Linked DNA regions of Homo sapiens: region 1 is linked to region 2. A link is a loop called in an ENCODE intact Hi-C map of the cell type or tissue named here. Cell type or tissue: endothelial cell of umbilical vein. All regions are shown on one strand. Links, peaks and the distances in the headings refer to the core of each region. The heading gives the core; the rest is flanking DNA.

What was found. A loop is a pair of places that touch in the nucleus more often than their neighbours do. Peaks named below come from ENCODE experiments on the same cell type or tissue, not always from the same donor. Only the 100,000 strongest peaks of a DNase experiment are listed, where the experiment ranks them.
Region 1: it touches region 2 in a loop (2.3-fold over the local background); 1 of 110 quality-filtered maps calls a loop at or near these places.

Annotation. Positions count from the first base shown.
Region 1 is chr5:132,263,656-132,268,036 of GRCh38, reverse strand. It overlaps PDLIM4 (PDZ and LIM domain 4), which reads right to left. Exons shown (of 7, transcript NM_003687.4): 3 at 1,492-1,573. Among named protein-coding and RNA genes, the nearest start is that of PDLIM4, 8.2 kb to the right of the region's middle. RefSeq lists enhancers at 1,619-2,119, 1,626-2,900. In endothelial cell of umbilical vein, for the core only: no CTCF peak of the experiment used is centred there; DNase peaks (open chromatin) are centred at 2,126 and 3,866; H3K27ac peaks cover 3,706 bases.
Region 2 is chr5:132,084,245-132,088,625 of GRCh38, reverse strand. No RefSeq gene overlaps it. Among named protein-coding and RNA genes, the nearest start is that of CSF2, 13 kb to the right of the region's middle. RefSeq lists a silencer at 781-1,003. In endothelial cell of umbilical vein, for the core only: no CTCF peak of the experiment used is centred there; a DNase peak (open chromatin) is centred at 2,105; H3K27ac peaks cover 1,735 bases.

The sequences.
Region 1 (4,381 bases), core at 162-4,161, 180 kb before region 2:
ACCCCCTCCCCACCACGTCATCCTGGCACTGCTACCTCTGAGGGAGGCTGGGCCTCATGCATGAGCTTGAGGCCCACACCCTGCTGCTCCCCTCTGCCTGGCCTGTGGCAAACCTGGCTCATTTGTCTATGGCAACATGTACCCCTACCCCTAAGGTCTGGGGTCCATGGGGCCATCAGAGCAAGTTTCTGAGACACAGATGTGGCCATGAATCCCTGTAAGAACAGCTGAGGTCCAGGATAGAGAAGCCCAAGAGCCTTTCTGTGGCCCTGCTCCACCACCTCATCTCTCACCTCTGTCCTCTCACTCCTTCCATCTTGTCCTCCCTTCCCCTGGACCTTTCTTTTCTCTGAACTTGTGGTGCAAGACCTCACCTCTGGGCCACACTTCCTCTCCCTATACCCCTTTGCCTGCCTTACCATTCCTAGCCCTTCAGGTCTTGGCTTCAATACCCCTTCCTCCAGGAAGCACTCCTTGACTCCTTGTCTGAGTCATGTGACTACTCTGGGCTCCTTTGGCCCCTGGCTTCCCCTAGCCCAGAACTTCTAAGTGCCTTTCCCCTGCCAGAATGGGCACTGCCTGGAAGGTGGTAAGCATCTGGCTCCAGGGATGCCAGCCAGGCAGGGTAGGGAATAGAGCAAGATGGGATTGGGGTAGATAGTGAGGGAGAAGCTGGGGCACATCCTTCCCTCTGGTTCAGTGAAGCCTCTCCCTGCCTTGGCCCCTTTTCTTTCATGTTGAGAGGGTGGACAAAGGCAGGCCCAGGAGGCAATGGTCCCACATGCTGGGTCCCATGGTTCTGGCTCCATCACAGACCATCCCAGTCTCCTTGCCCAAACTCTGTGGCCCAGAGATGGCTCTGGATACCTCAGTCATCCCCACTTGGCTACTCCTTATGCCATGGCAAAACAAGGCCCTAGAATAGCCTGACCCCCTCACTCTTCTTGAGGACAGGACCAGAGATATGACTTCTATCACACACAGAAAGGTGACTGGGCAGACAGGCCTGCAGCCTAAGTTCTGCTAGAAGCACCACAGGATGGCCAGGAGAGAACTTCAGGCTTGGATAGGGCACTCAGAGGAGTGTCCCATAGCCTGAGGTCACTCCACAGCCTGAGACTGCCACCAATCTCCCCCGCTGCAAGCACAGTGACTTCTTTCTGGTCTGGCATCACTGAGCACCAGAGTGAACTCCAGCTGGCTGTGTGATAGCCGCAAACCAAGGCCTAGCCCAGATCCTGGACATCATAGGCACCTTGGTCCAGAATCCAGGATTGCCCGGAGTAGAGACAGAGCCCACACCAGGTGCTCATCATCTGAGGAACATGGGATGGGGTATGGATGTGGTCCAGAGAAAACTTCTGCTTCAGTCTCTGTCTTGGGTATCTGAGAGCCCCAGTGAGGACATTCAGTGCAGGTGAACCTGCATGCTGGCCCCTCTGCCCTGGGCTCACTCTGAGCCAGGCCAGGCCAGGCAGTGTCTGTACATACCTGGATCTCAGGATCGATGTGGATCCTGTGTGCCTGAGCCTTGCTGTCATCAGGGGCACTGGGCCAGCTCCTACCCTCAGGCCTGTGGCAGAAATTGTGATGGTCAGATATGTCTCCTACCACGCCCACCATGCCTGGGAGCCAGGATCAAGAGGGGCTGGGCTCTGGGCTGTGCCCTGCAGGTAGAAGAACACCACTCCAGTGCTTTCCCCTGTACCACAATGGTGACTGTTGTGGCAATGAGCCACAACTCTAGCTGCCATCCTCCTGGGGTAGGGCTATATGCTTCTGTCCCCATCGGCTGCCCAATCCCTCTCTAGTCTGGTTCCTGGAGAGGCTGCAGGAGAAGCCCTGTGTCTTCCCTAATCTTCCACCCTCTTCGTGGCCTACAGAAGCTCAGCTCAAAGAGGCCCAGCTTATAGCACTGCAAGCCAGGCCTCACACATTGACCAGCTAGAAGCCTATCCACGCATCCTCTGGGCATCTACAGCCTCTGGTGGGGTGTGGGGTCAGGCGTCCGTCGGCTCTGGGGTAGGTGGAATGGAGGCTCTGAGGGGTGTGTCTTTCCTCCTGCTGCTGCTGCCGGCAGAGTCATCACTGAGTCTGCCCAGCCCAGATGGGAAACAGGCCATTAGGAAATTCCTGCTTCGCCATAGAAACCAAAAGCCAAACACCACTCAGGAGGGAGAAAAACATCATAAACCTGCCATAAGCAGGGCAGGCAGGCCGAGAGGCTACGTGCCTAAGGCCCAGCCCTGTCACTCAGTAGCCCTGTGAGAAGGCAGGCCAGGAAGGGGCATGGACCCTGGACTGGCAGGTGGGTATGAGGTGAGGCTGGTTAGACCAAAGGGGAATAATGCCCTCCAACTCACCCCACGAAGCCTCCTGAGGCTTCTCAAGGTCTCATTACTGACCTAGCAGCTTGCCCCTGCCTCTTCTGCCCCCTTCAGTTGAGGGTTTTAATAATCTATCTATGCCTATGGTCCATACTCACTCTGCACTTCCTCGCCTCTGCCCATTCCTTAGTCCCTTGGAGGCTACCTCTCTACTCCAGGCCTTTGGTATTAGAGCTCTGCTGCCCCAGGGCAACACCAGCCCCATAGTCCCTGTCTCTAGCCCCCTCAACCAGGCTCCCAAGTGGGTACCCTAACTCACAGCTCTAACTGTGGCCTCTATCTACTCAGAACTCCTCTGGGATAAAGCTGGGACATCTTGTGTGGCTATTTGGCCTTCAACTTCCCTGAAGTTCTGCCCAGAAGAGCAGTACAAGCCTGACGTCTAAGGTCGAAGGGCACAAAGTACCCAGAGCCATTAATGTGGCCCAATGCATCAGATCAGAATGAAGGGCTTAATCATGTGTCAACCCCCATCCCAGGCTGGGCTCTTTAAACAAAATGACAGGCAAAGGGTAGGCTGTGCAAAGGTACCTTGGGCCACATGTGATGGACAACAGGGACTCTATCAGTGGCCTCAGTGTTGGAGTTGATGTCAGAAAGGTCCTGGACCTATAGAACATGCCCAGGAAGTGTGATTTTGCTTGGATTGTTGGATGCCTGGCTTTGGGCTCAAAGCAAAAGAAGCCCAGTGGGGAAGCTGGGCCTTTGATACACTTTTCATTCTGTGGGGGAGTTGGTGGGGGGATTAGAGCTCTCTGTACACAAGAGGGCAGATAGGGAAGCTGGTCTGGGGTAGAACCCTGGGAGTGAGAGCACAGGGTAGCTCACTCCAGCCAGCTCAACAGGCTGATTTACTGCAGAGCCCTTGCTGTGTGGGTGTGTGTGGTGGGGGCGGGGAGGAGTGTCGTTGGGGGCCAGGCATAGGTCCTGGCATAGCAGGCAAGATAGGGAGCAGAGTCAGAAAGCTTGCAGGTGGGCAAGTGTCCAGGAGAAGAAATGTTGGCTCAGAAAGTCAAGGTGGCCCTCATGTCTTGATCCCCCAGAGTCTGCATGTGTGAGGGGGCTGCAGGGCAGGACTCAGGTTTTCACTCTGACTGAGCAGGCCTGGTACATCATCACTCAATGTCCAGAGCGCAAGATGGTCCATATTTTTGGTTGAGGAAGTTATGGGCTCAAGAGATTAAATCACTTTCTGGAGCACAGCATAGTTATCTCTCCCTCTCTCTCTTTTATGGGTAAAATTATGAGCATAATTCTCAACCCAGCTCTGTAATAGTAGAGAATGTGCTCTCATCTGCTCCATGGCCAGTGACATTTTGGGGCTGAAATGCTCAGAGTGGAACAGGTCAGTGGACCTCTGGCTCCATCCATGCCTGGTTTGGAACAAAGGACTGGGGAAGGAAGGAAGGAAGGAAGGAAAGAAGGAGGGGGACCTCCACCCCACCACCCTCCGCTGACATCATACACTCTGAGAAGCTCCTGACTCAGGCCCCCTCTGAGGCACTCCTCCCCACTACTCCACTACCACTAGGGCTGCCCTTGTTCAGCCACACAGAGTCAAGGCTGGAGGTGAGTCAGGGGCCAGGATCCCAGCCAAGTGGGGAAGCTTCAGAGGTCACTCATGGGCAGAGCAATGCTGACATTTCCCCCATCCAGCCTGTATCTCAGTCTGGAGGAGGGTGATGAATGTGATCCGTTAATGGGAAAGGAAACCCCGGGCTCATAGAGGTCATCTGGGCACCTAAGGCTCCAGAGGCTGGATGAGGACCAGCTTTGCTGAACTCCAAAGATGGAGCATCCTCACCGTGTGCCAGGGCCAAGCACAAACAGGGCTGACCTCACAGGCCTCTCCACCATGTTTAAAGGCTCCAAGCCAGTGGCTTACCTCCCACCCTGCCAGCTCAGAGGCATGGTTAGCTGTGTTGTGGTTTGGGGAGGCTTTGCCCACGTACTTCCACAGGGGGTCATGGAAATCCCCTCAGCAGTGAACACGG
Region 2 (4,381 bases), core at 202-4,201:
TTTTTTTTTTTTGGAGAACCAGTTATTGATAGCACACCACTGGAATCCTGGAGGAGCTGCTCCCAGAACCAGTGGGAAGTGTTTATATGAAGAAGTGGATCCAGAAAGCTCAAGGGATGGACTATGGTGGAAGCTATGATATGCTGCCCTGAACACCCTTCAGGAGTCAAGGTCTGATTGCCCCTGCTGAAGAAAATTTCCGTGCCTAAGGTCATGCTTCCTTCCAGGGGCAGCTTACATCCAATTACTGATCAAAATGAAGGCATAAAGGCTTGACCTCCTTGCCCCAACATAGGAAGAGTCTGAAGGGCCATCCCAGCTGTAGAAGTCTCCTTAGGATCAGCTGAGACTTCTGTTGTGACTGTATTTTGTCCAAATTCTCCCTCTGTTCAATCCTGCTTCCTTCCCTTCCCTTCCATGAGCAGTCCTGCATGCCAGTTTCTGTCTCAGAGTCTGCTTCCCAGGGAACCCAACCTCAGGCAGGCAGCCTCGTCATGCTTTCAGCACAACGGTCCCCTGAAAGTAGAAAAACCTCAGCTCACCCCAGGGGGGTTCTTGGACCCTACAGCCTCAGAGCAGAGTGTGTTCAAGTCAGCTTCAGTCTCTGCAGCTATGAAGGGGACTAATCACCCCATCCTCACCTGGCCTGGAATTGCTCCCCTGGGTCAAAACCTTTTAGGCCCTCAGGCCTCTGGGGCCTGGAGGTCATGAGGGGTGGTGAGAAGAGAAGGCGGCCAGGTGGAGCTCAACATCCTCGGATAGTCGTGCAAATGCCGGACTATAGCCTCTTCTGGGCACCGCCCCCTGTGCCAACAGAGTCCGGACTCATAGTGGTTCCTAAAAAGACCTTTTCCACGACAAGCACAGCCACCATGCTGGGAGTAGGTGGCCCCAGGAGAGATGTCGAGGAGGCTTTCTCTGCCCCACAGGCCAGGAAGGGGAGGAAAAAACCAGGAGAATGGATTGATTCTTGAGTCTGACTCCAGGGACAGTGAGGGCCACAGCCTACTACCTTCCTGGGACTTGTGGGGTTGAGGGCATTGTAGTCCTGGAGAAATGGGTCCCAAGAGTCCCACAAAGTCTCTGATCACAGTGCCAAGAGGAGGAACCTCCAAGAGAATCGGGATCTGCAGTCAGGGGCTGAGCTCAGAGACAGAATGGCCACATTTTAACCTGACCACAGCTTGCAACTGCGTCTCTGTCTGTCCCTGCCAGGGGCTCTTGCCAAGTCCGCCATCTCCTCTATGTCTGTCAGTCTTTCACTGCCAGCGTTCCCTCTTGTCTCTCCATCTGTCCTTTCCAGGCTCTCGCTGAGTCTAACTGTCTATCAGTGTCTGTCCGTTTACTCATCACTGCCAGGAGCCTGAGCTATGCCTATCTGTTTGTCTGCCCCTGTCATGGTCCTGCTGTGTCTGTCTGTCTGCTTGTGACTCCTGGTCCTTCAGCCTGACAGAGTCTAAGGTCAGATGCTCCTTCCTAACAGGGGGGTTCATTGTAACTTGGGGACCTGGTCCTTCAGCCTGACAGAGTCTAAGGTCAGATGCACCTTCCTAACAGGGGGGTTCATTGTAACTTGGGGACCCAGGCCCACACCCATTTTTGTTTGATCTCAGAGCCCAAGGCTGCATATCTCTGTCCCTCAGCCCCATAGGCACAAGAACCTTTGGTGTGACCATGGCCCAGGGTATGGCTCGAGGCTCTGGCAGCTTCCTCTTATTTCCACCTGGGTTCCAACACTGGTTGCTGCCCATGTCCAGGACTGGATTGGTGAGAGGAGGCATTAGGGTCTGTCTGATTCACAGTGCTTCCCCTAGCCCTGAGAAGAGAGAGAGCTTCCATTTCAGTTGAGGACTAAGAGGCACCCACAGAATCTGCCCCAGAGAGGTCCCAGTGGGAGAAGGGACCTGAGGGGTATGGAGTTCACTCAGGGACAGCTTCCTGGAGTGTAAGGGGAGAGGGGAGACTATGAGTTATCCTGTTATTGTGTTGTTTCTGACTGGCTCCAACCCAGTTGCTGCTTCCCTGGCCTCCCTTCCCCAGCACATGACCTCACCCTTATCCAGTCTGGTAGAGGAAGAGGCCTGGATAGGAGCCAGGGCCTCCATCAGGAGAGCTTGGGGCTGCCCCAGGCCTAACTGGAGGAAGTGTGACACATTCCCAGAGAGCTGGGCTTCCCTCCCTCTTGCAGCTTCCTTTGAGATGGTTCCCGAATCCGTTAAGTGGGAAAAAGAGCTGGCAGCTGTGCTGGTGTTGGGCTCCCAGTTCCCCTGGCTCCTGGATGGCCCCAAGGGCCTCCTCTTGGCTCCCTCACAGATGCTATTTTTGATAAGAATAATGAAAACAACAGCCCTGGCTGTGTACTTAGTACCTGCTTATAGCCTGTTGCTGATCTTGGTCCCAAGAACATTTTCTAAACTTTGGAAAATTGGATGTTGCCTTTCCATCCGGACTTCTGTAAAAGCTGTGTGCATTTCTTTTATTCAAAGGTGAAAAGAGGCTCACTTTCATCAGACTCTGGAACATAGTCACTGCTGGCACTTGATGCCATGAGGGGCCCTCCTCCGAGCTGGGGGATAAAGCAGTAGTTCAGAGCAGAGACCCTCACAGTCCCCTGAGGAACAGATAACAGTCCACCCCTGTGGCGTAAGAGGTGGGCAGGCAAGCCTCAGAGTAGGTGTTGAGGAAGAGGAGGCCCCAGTGCAGGACCTCTCCACCTCCCACTGGACATTAGTCTTACCCCATTGTGGAGACAGATGTCAACCATTTGGCTGGGGTGCATTCCAGGCAGGGGTAGCAGGTGATGGTGGGAGTGCTGTGGCTGGTTCGTGTTACTGGGGTCCAGGGCTGATATGAAGGAGATGGATGGTGAGCAATGAGGCTAGAGGTATCTGCAGGGGCTGACGGGGCCAGGGCAGTAAGGGAGGGTCTTAGGTCAGACCAAAGGGCTTGGAGTTCATGCTGAGCTGGCAGGTAACCCTTATGACACACAGCCAGACTAACCCCTAAAGTGTAAGCTCCTCAAGGGTTGGTTTCCTTTCAGAGCCTGGCACAGTTCCTGACACTTTGTAGGTGCTCAGTACATATTTATGTAATGAATTAATGGGTGGCTGCTGTGGGGAGAGAAGCAGGAAGGGTCTAGAGACAAGGCCTGTGGGTATTTGGGGTGATTGTCTGCATTAGTGAGGTGGACTGGGTCAGGGCAAAGCCATAAAGACAAAGAGAAGTGGGCAGGTTGGAAAGGGGCTGGGAAGATGAATGTACCAGGACATGGCAGGGGACTGACTAAGGGACCGAGACCTCAAGAGGAACCCAGGACAGTACCCAGGTCTCTCCACTTGGTTTCTCCACATAGGATAGCAAAACATTACAGTTTACCTGGAGCCTCCCAGAGGCTCTGAGACCTTGTAGATAAGGGCTGCACTCCACAGTGTGCTGGCAAGACACCATCCACAGCCACATCAAACTGGGCCCTTTGTGAGCTACCTCTCCCAAAAAGGAGATGCAGGAGTAAACAACGCAGAGAAGAATTTCTGGTAATGATGGGAGCATTTGGGAAGCAGGCTCAGATCATATGAAAGAAGAAGAGAGTTCCAGTGTCTGGTGGATAAGCAGTGTCTACAAAAGGCAGGAAAACCAACAGCAACATTGTTCATGAAAGACTTTTTTTTTTTTTTTGAGATGGAGTCTCGCTCTGTCACCCAGGCTGGAATGCAGTGGTGCTTTCTCGGCTCACTGCAAGCTTCATCTCCTGGGTTCAAGCGATTCTCCTGCCTCAGCCTCCCAAGCAGCTGGGGACTACAGGCACGTGCCACCATGCCCGGCTAATTTTTTTCTATCTTTAGTAGAGACAGGGTTTCACCGTGTTAGCCAGGATGGTCTCGATCTCCTGACCTTGTGATCCGCCTGCCTCGGCCTCCCAAAGTGCTGGGATTACAGGCATGAGCCACTGTGCCCGGCCAATGAAAGACTTTTCCTTGGGAAAATATTAAATATTTGCCAGCAGCTAAAGCTAGTATTTAGTTAAAGCTAAAATATGTATGTCCTATGACCTAGCAATTCCATGTCATTCCCAGCATTTCCAGAAGAAAGGTAAACATATGCTCACCAAAACATGAGTGCAGGAATATTCAGTGAAGCTTTATTAATATTAGCCCCAAAGTGGAAACACCCCAAATGTCTGTCAGCAGTAGAATAGGAAATTTTTTTTTAATTAAAAAAATTTTTTTTAGAGACAGGTTCTCACTCGGTTGCTCAGGCTAGAGTGCAGTGGCATAATCACAGCTCACCTTAGCCTTGAACTGCCGGGCTAAAGCAGTCCTCCTGCCTCAGCCTTCCACGTAGCCAGGACTACAGGCCTGCGCCACCAGGTCCAGCTAATTGT